2 separate regions of the Homo sapiens genome follow, and region 2 is linked to region 1. Evidence: chromatin contacts called from ENCODE Hi-C or POLR2A ChIA-PET data. All regions are on one chromosome and are shown on one strand. Each heading gives the region's core, a stretch centred on a gene start or an enhancer-like site at or near the end of the contact. The rest is flanking DNA. Distances are from core to core; before and after follow the strand shown.

Region 1 (3,955 bases), core at 516-3,015:
TATTATTAGGGCAAACCATATAAAATTTTCTGGGTTTTTTAGTATTTTATATTGGATGTCGGTAATTCCCAATCACATTATTTTGACCCTCAGTGTACTGAGAATACCATAGAAGTAAACAGATTTTGCTGTTTCAAGAAGCAGAATAGTCAGTTTCAGCTGCAACACAGTGTCTTGTCTTTTGTCACTTGTGATGCTAGTGGTGGGAATAGAACTTTTTAAGGAGCAGAGAGGATAAACTTGTGAGATTTTCAAGCATGTGGAAGTGACTTGAATGGATTCCCTTTAGGCAATGGACACCTGGATAGAGATCCAGGAAGAGACCACCCAGACGGTGAGCTACTTGAAGAGCCAGCATGGTTTCTGGCAGACAGTGTTGGTTAATAAACAGTGAACACTGAACGTGTATGCCTGTGTCAGATTTCACACTGAGATGACATAGTAATATGGCTCTCCCCTGGTGTGTACATTCACTACTCACCAACTCAACATCTTGGCACAAGGTTGAAAGTTTGGACCAGAGCAAATTTTGGCAGAGCAAATGGTGTTGGGGTGGAAAAGTCAGCGTTTGCTCAGATTGTTCTTGCACTGTCCAAGCCAGGTGGCTTCAGGAACATTGTTCATACTTCCTAAGTCTTCTGTTAAGTGAGCAGGCTTATTCTTTCCAAAGTTCTCTCTAGATGGTTGGGAGGCTGTTAACAGCTTAGAGAAAGTCTTTGTGAGCAAAAAAAAGCAAAAAACAAAAAAACAAAACAAAACCCCACAAAACCAAAAACATTATTTGAGGTGGGGTATAAAATGTTTAATCTTGTCGGAAAAATAGGGAAGCAACATGGTGGCTAGTCTGGAATTTCTGAAAGGCTCACCATTAGGGAGATAGACAGTACGTGGGTCAAAAGGGAGAGTGAGAAAGCACTTCTGACACTTCACGCAAACCTGGCCCCATGCCTGAATGTCTATGGAAGCCACCTCCCTACTGCCTCTGCACTTTGACTCAGTACCTTCACCTGCTGCAGAGGGTGATTAGCAGCAAGGTCTACCACCACAGCTGTGGGCTTCCTGCTCCAGCCTGCCCTTGGGGCCTCCATCACCTCATTTCTTCTGGCCTCCTCCCCGTTCCCCATTTTGGAACAACTGTACATAATCCCCTCTCCCCTGCCTTCCCCCTCCCCAAACACCCCCACCTGCCCCTTCTGGCTCTGTGCCAGCAGCTGGCTGGTAAGCAGTGCCAAATCAAACAGATGTGTGTGGTATTGACCAGCACGTGTTACCAGGCTCCCTGTCCAGCCCCGTGCCTGATCAGGGCTCTCTCTCAACTGGCCGACACCAGAAACCCCCTCTCAGGGGCACTGCAGGGCCTGGAACAGAGAAATGGCGAGATGCTATTGCCTTCTGGACATCTTAGTCTCCCTTCTCCTCACCTTGCAATTCTTTTTATTTCTTTCAGTTCAGCACCTCTTCCCCTGACTTGTTTACTTGTCTTTTTTATTTACTTATTTTTAACTCTTCCTCATTAATCAAGCTCCTGAACATTTAAAGAATTACAGTTTAAAAAGGCAAAACAGGGTCTTTAAAACAAGCTTTAAAATTCAAGTTCTCTTAGATTTATAAAAGACATCACAATAGGCCAGAACCAGCCAGAAGAATAATAGCAGCTGGTCTTCTTCACCGCAGCTCGCCCAAGCCCAGGATCTTTAAGATGTCACTTCCTTCCTTCCTTTCTTAGTGGCATGCAAAATTCATGGTAATTCTCAGAAGTAGGTAGTCTTGCAAGCAAATGGCTTTGATTCTCTGTACAATTGGCTAATTCTACTCACTCCCACCTACCTGTCTGAGCGAGGATGACTTGAGAACAGCAGCAATTAACCCAAGAGAGCCCTGTGACAGATCAAAGCTCTCTGGAGCACTGAAATCTCATTGAAAATAAAATTATCGAGTCTAGCCTAATGATACAAATATTGTTCGGGTTTTAGAGTATATATATTAAACATAAGAAGTGAAACAGCTTGCATTCTTCATAGCTGCTACCTAAGAAACAATCCTCCCAACAATGAAAAGCAACAATATTTTAGTGATTCATACTAAAGATGATGATTTTTCCAAAATAATGGCCTTAAATGTTGATAATCAACAGTGCCTACCTGAATTCCACAGACATGCATGATTTTGGCATTTTTCAGTTGAATTGAAAATGCAAGATTACTGAATTTGGCCTTGTCTACGCTTCTGAATATTACTTAAGAGATCATCAACATGTAAGAAATATTAAATTATAATAATATGTTTCCTATTTTGATTTTGCCCTGATGTCCAGAATGCTCACTTGAATTTGATTCTCAATTCGATAATTACATTAGTCTTTGCCACATCTTTTTGCTTTAATCTAAATATCTAGTTCCTTTTTTTAAAAAAACCCAGGGTATAACTTCTTTTATGTTATAAATTGTCCAAAATTCTTTTTGGAAAAAGAGATGATATAATAAAAAAGAGAATTCAATAAAAATGACATCTAATAACAATGATGAGGATAATTCATGACACTTCACTTTCTACCTTTAATTAGTTATTTATGTACTTGTTGGAAGGCCCTCATTAGACTGCAAATTCCCTGAGGACAGAGCCAGGCCTGCTATGTCTCTGCATCTCCCATGGGGTGGGTGTTTAGTAAGATTCTGTTGGATAAATACAACCTTAGGATTAATTTTAGGGGAAATAAAATGAGGTTGTCCTTCTCCTTTCTTTTCCATGTGTTTCTCTTTCTTGTCTTTTTTCAGGGAAGACTATTGATATAATGTTTTACAGTCAGAGCAGAGCTGAGTTATATGGGGCTGCTTTTATATTGCTGGGTGAGATGTTACTTTCTCCTCTTTCCCCTTTGAAGCCCATTGTAAATTTTTTTCTTCCTCTACATTGTTCTCTCCCTCTTCCTGCATAATAGTCAGTAATGTTCTCCTACATAAATAATAACCACTTACATTTACATAAGCATCGGTAACACTGGCACATTCTTTCCAAAAAGGATTTGAGATGAGCGTCTTGGAGGATTTTTCCATTTTACAATGCACTCTCAGATGCTATAGCTGTTGTTGTTAACTAATAATTTATAGTGTACTTACCATGTGCCAGGCACTAGGCAAGGGCGTCTTGTACACTATCTCATTTAGTCCTCACAGTAATCCTATGGGGGAGCTACTGACATTGTCTGCATTTTCAATGCAAAGAAACGGTGAGGGCGTGGAACTTGCACATGTTCACACAGCCAGGATGGGGCAGGAATGGGATTTGAACCCTGGCCTCTGGCTACAAAACTGAGGCTCCTAACCTCTGAATCATGTTATCCCTTTGGGTCATTACTTCAACCCAGTGAAATAGGCAGAGGGGAGGAATGAGGATGAAAGTAGAGGAACAGCGTTTTCTGAGTGTCTATCAATGTCCAGGACATTATGCTTTCCTTACAATATCTCCTTTGGCCCCTCAGACATCCCACAAGGTAGACATCAATACCGTTAGCGCAAATGAAGAGACAGAAACTGTCTTAGTTAACTTGCTAGGCACTCAGATGAGAAGGCAGGGTTTTATCCCAGGTCTATTTGGTTCTAAAGTTCATATTTTTTTTTCCGTTGTACACGTGGAGAAACCGGCCCAAGTTTACACAGCAGGTTATCAAAAACAACACCAAATCTGGTCTTTTAACCGCCCTTTGAGGGTTCTGGTGTCCTACTGGGGTCAAAATGTGCAGTGCCTGGCTACTGAGTGTCCTTCCCTATGTAACCCTGTGGGGCAGAAGGAGCACTTTAGTATGAGTTGACAAAGAGAAATGCCATTGAATTTTCATCTCATTCAGAGCAGAGAGAGAGAATAGCTTTGGGAACCAGGCTAGTTTGAAACAAGGGCTCCTGAAGCTAATTAAAAGCTAGTCTGGAGCTGTGCTTTTCATTCCTTAAGAATGTTCGAC
Region 2 (3,955 bases), core at 614-3,113, 120 kb before region 1:
ATTTCTGCCTCCTGGGTTCAAGTGATTCCCCTGCCTCAGCTCCTGAGGAGCTGGGACTACAGGCGCACACCGCCACACCTGGATAATTTTTTGTATTTTAGTAGAGACGGGATTTCACCATGTTGGCCAGGATGGTCTCGATCTCCTGACCTTGTGATCTGTCCACCTCAGCCTCCCAACATGCTGGGATTACAGGCATGAGCCACCACGCCCAACCCAGCCCTTCTTTTTCTAAAGGAGTAGCCATAAAGACTTTGCCAGTGAACCCTCTGAGTGCATCCACAGATGGCTCACTGTTTTGTAACCTAAAAGTGCCTGTGCAGACTACGTGCCCATGGCCTGCCTCTGGGACAGATACATAGTTGTTTTCCAGAAGACTGTTTTGGAAAGATGAAGAAATGAATTCTGCCATCAAATCCAGTTGTATCTTTCAGCTTGTTAATGCCACATAGAGCTTTATGCTTCTATTACCTGCACTAAAACACACCAGTGTCACTTAGTGAACTTTTTAATTGGCTTTTTAAAATAGTAATGTAATCAGGCTCCTCATGCACAAAAATCTGCAGACGGGCTGAAAGGGAAAATGTGAATCACAGTTTAAATACATGCTTTTCGACTGCTTTGTAAGACAAACAGATGTATTAATTAGCACATACTTTAGGGTATGTTATATACTTAAATGGAGGAAAGCGAACAGAATATCATCTCACCAGAGGCAATAAAGATTTGAGCTCTGACCCTAGAAACAAAATGGCATCTTGTTTTCAGAAATGCCTAGCTGTGAGAACAATGAGTCAGGGGCTTAGAGGAATGATCTCTGGATTTATGTAACAAGAAGGCTCTTGTTCAAGTGGTATATAAGAACTAGACCACAGCCTTAGTAATGTGGGGAAAGCCTTTTAAAGTAGATCCATATGAAGAAATTCAGTAGTCACAGAGCTAAGACATTTTCAAAGGTCTTTAGTAACAAAATTGTGCTAATGCCCAGGACTTAAGAATAAAAAGATTTAGACTGAAGGTAGAGGTGAGTCCTTGGTGTGCATTGTATTATGCTAAGTGTTATTGAAATAATTTAAAAAATGGCAGGGTCTGTACCATGTAGGAGATGACATTGAAGGGATCACATGGACATAATTATGGATTTAATGCAGCATATTTTTTAATGAGAAATTAGTGTTTTGTTTTTTTTTAACTGAAAGATCAAAAGAACTCTTTTCCTTAGAAGGAAGAAAATGTGATTCTTCCTTTTCTTGACCTTTTATGGCATTCATTCTTGCCCACCTTGGGCAGTTATTTTTGTATAGGTCTTGTCTTACTGGACTTCAAGAATGAGATAAAGGAAAAAGGACTATGTCTCATTTCTTTCTACTCCATCCCACACATAATGCTTCCCTAGTACACAGAGAATTCTCTGTATGTGTGTGCTGAATGAATGAATCATCAAAGTCAGTAAAGAAGACATAGGGCTCCTTCAAGTCCAGAAAGAATCTTCCCGTATCACTTTAGACGAAACTGTGTGAACTTGGCAAGTAAATGCACCTCTCTGGGGCTTCCCAGTAAAATGAAATGATGAAATGTTGGTAAAATAGGGAATGGTAAATTGGTTTCAACTTACATGCCTACTCAGTCAATTTCTCTGGACTCTAAGTCTGGATGCTCTTTTTGGCCGGATTGCACACTTCTGATATGAGAAGGCACGACCTTGCCTGGTGGGAAAGAAAGTGGCATATGGGAGCATTGTGTCTATGTCCTGCTCATCTGTAGGTTGCTGTATCTACGTTGTTTTAGAGAATGAGGAAGGAAATGACTTGTGAAAGTACAACATTAACAGAATGCAAACATTGTGACAGTCTTCACCTGACCTTTGATGTAGATATTTTCTTACCCTTTAGAAGATTTCCTAAAAGAAAAGCCATGTTTATCCAGTGCTCAGGTGACACTGAGCAGAGTAGGCTGTGGTATACGCTGGATTTCCAAATGCAGGCTGATGGAACCTCATGCTTTCACTGATAAGAACCACCTAAAATGCTTGTTTTAGGTATGGCTTCCTGAGTCCCACCCTACAATAAATTAATTAAAATCTTGAGACTAGGGTTCAGGAGGAATATTTATGCTAAGAAAATTTTCCAAGATGATTCTGACATGAAGCCAAAATTGGAAAGCACTGTTTTTCATGGCTGAATCATAGTCCAAAAGTATCTGAACAGGGTGAAACAAACATGATGAAATGTCAGAGACAAATGTAAATCCCTTAACTTTACAATAACAAGAACTGGGAAAACCTAGGCCGACAGCAGCATGTGTAATACAACTGCAGCTTCAATATTTGGTTGCCTGTAAGCTCTGGCTGAGCCAACTCTGAGATACAGCTTACCAAAACAGCGACAGTGGTGTTAGGCTGAAGGCATAGGAATATAATGACGAAGCAAAAGACAGCTCTCTTTCCTATTCTGTAGTTTCAGAAGACAGCTGCATTGTGTTCTTGATTTAGTAGGGGTAATTGTTATTTTTAGTAGCAATATAGAGTAGCTGTAGTAGTAATAACAATCCTTTATGCAGCACTTCATTATTTATAAGTTTATATTCAACATTTTATCCGCCCTAAATAAAAACTTCAATTTAGCTGTGTTATGCAATAGAGCCCATTGGTGGACACACTACTCAAACCTACATCTTTTATCCCCCAAGTCTCATGTCGTGTTTGGCAATGTGGAGAATTTACAGGCCAGGAGAGTAAGATAGCCGAAAACCATGCCATCAGAAAAAACAGAGTTCCTTACCCAGAAGAAGACTTCATAAGGCCTTGCCTGTTGTCACCGAAGGCCTGGTGGGTTTCCACAGGGAAGAGAGGGCAGACTTGTCACAGGAGGCCTCAGAGGACAGAACTTGACCAATGGTAAAAGTTACAGGGAGACATACCTTGGCCCACACCTTGACCCAAAATATTTCTTAATCATCAAAGTCCCCGAAAGATGAAACAGGCTACCTATAGGGAGATTTTGGAAAACTATGTACTAGGAATGGATGGGGAAGAATTTGGGGTGGGTGACTTCAGAGGTCTTAGAAGGGACCCTGAGTTGTGCAACCTGGGCCCATGCAACCTTCTGATGATTAGGGCTGCTGAAACAGCAGGGCTGAAGGCAGGAGTAGTGGGATAGAATGGCCTCAGGTGTGGGAAGCTGCCACTCTGCACCCAAGTGACTGAGAGCTTCACCTGTTTGCCCTGTGACCTGCACTGGAGAACCTCATACTTTAGCCTTAGCTAGCACATTGGGAGCAACCTGATATCCTGTATGCTTTGGGGAACCGCAGCCTTTCTCCTTTTACATGTGTTTAGTGAGCCTTGATTTAGTCGTAGAATTACAGATTTCTAGAGCTTAGAGCCAACTCAAAGACCACTTAGAGGTCATTTGGCCCAACCTGGCCACATTATAGACAGGGAAACAGACAGTTAAATCTGTGACTTAAATTATAAACACCATTAAAAATTAGAGTTAGAGGCCAGGCACAGTGGCTCGCACCTGTAATCCCAGAACTTTGGGATGCCAAGGTGGGAGGATAACTTGAGGCCAGGAGTTCTTGACCAGCCTGGCCAACATGGTGAAACCCCATCTCTACTAAAAATAAAAAACATAGTCAGATGTGGTGGAACATGCCTGTAATCCCAGCTACTTGTGGGAGGCTGAGGCATGAGAATTGCTTGAACCCAGGAGGCGGAGGTTGCAGTGAGCTGAGATCGTGCCACTGCACTCCAGCCTGGGCAATAGAGCAAGACTGTCTCAAAAAAACAAACAAACAAAAAACAAATAGAGTTACAAGAGAACCTCAGGCCATGCCCCATCTGGCCACACCCCTTCATTTTCCTGAGAAAAGGAGTGATTAACTAAGATCACTAAATGAGAGATGGCATGGCCAAGACTGTAGCCCCGTCCCTTGTCTCTCAGTGTGATGTTCC

What was found. A loop is a pair of places that touch in the nucleus more often than their neighbours do. ChIA-PET counts read pairs that join two places held with the same protein, here RNA polymerase II (POLR2A). Pooled maps may share reads with other maps.
Region 2: a loop to region 1 is called in a pooled map, with 2.9 times the contacts of the local background. The contact joins two enhancer-like sites. A Hi-C loop is called at or near these places in 3 of 50 pooled maps. POLR2A ChIA-PET finds 5 or more read pairs at or near these places in 3 of 52 experiments (A673, HepG2 and OCI-LY7).

The regions. Positions count from the first base shown.
Region 1 is chr3:187,997,806-188,001,760 of GRCh38, reverse strand. The region is part of intron 4 of LOC107986166 (a long non-coding RNA gene); the gene reads left to right. Among named protein-coding and RNA genes, the nearest start is that of LINC01991, 23 kb to the right of the region's middle. Within about 2 kb of position 1,765, at least 4 of the 41 ENCODE cell types and tissues checked have a DNase peak (open chromatin) inside an H3K27ac peak, as active enhancers do; they include OCI-LY7, where a contact is called at or near this core.
Region 2 is chr3:188,121,224-188,125,178 of GRCh38, reverse strand. No RefSeq gene overlaps it. Among named protein-coding and RNA genes, the nearest start is that of LPP-AS2, 31 kb to the left of the region's middle. Within about 2 kb of position 1,863, at least 3 of the 41 ENCODE cell types and tissues checked have a DNase peak (open chromatin) inside an H3K27ac peak, as active enhancers do; they include OCI-LY7, where a contact is called at or near this core.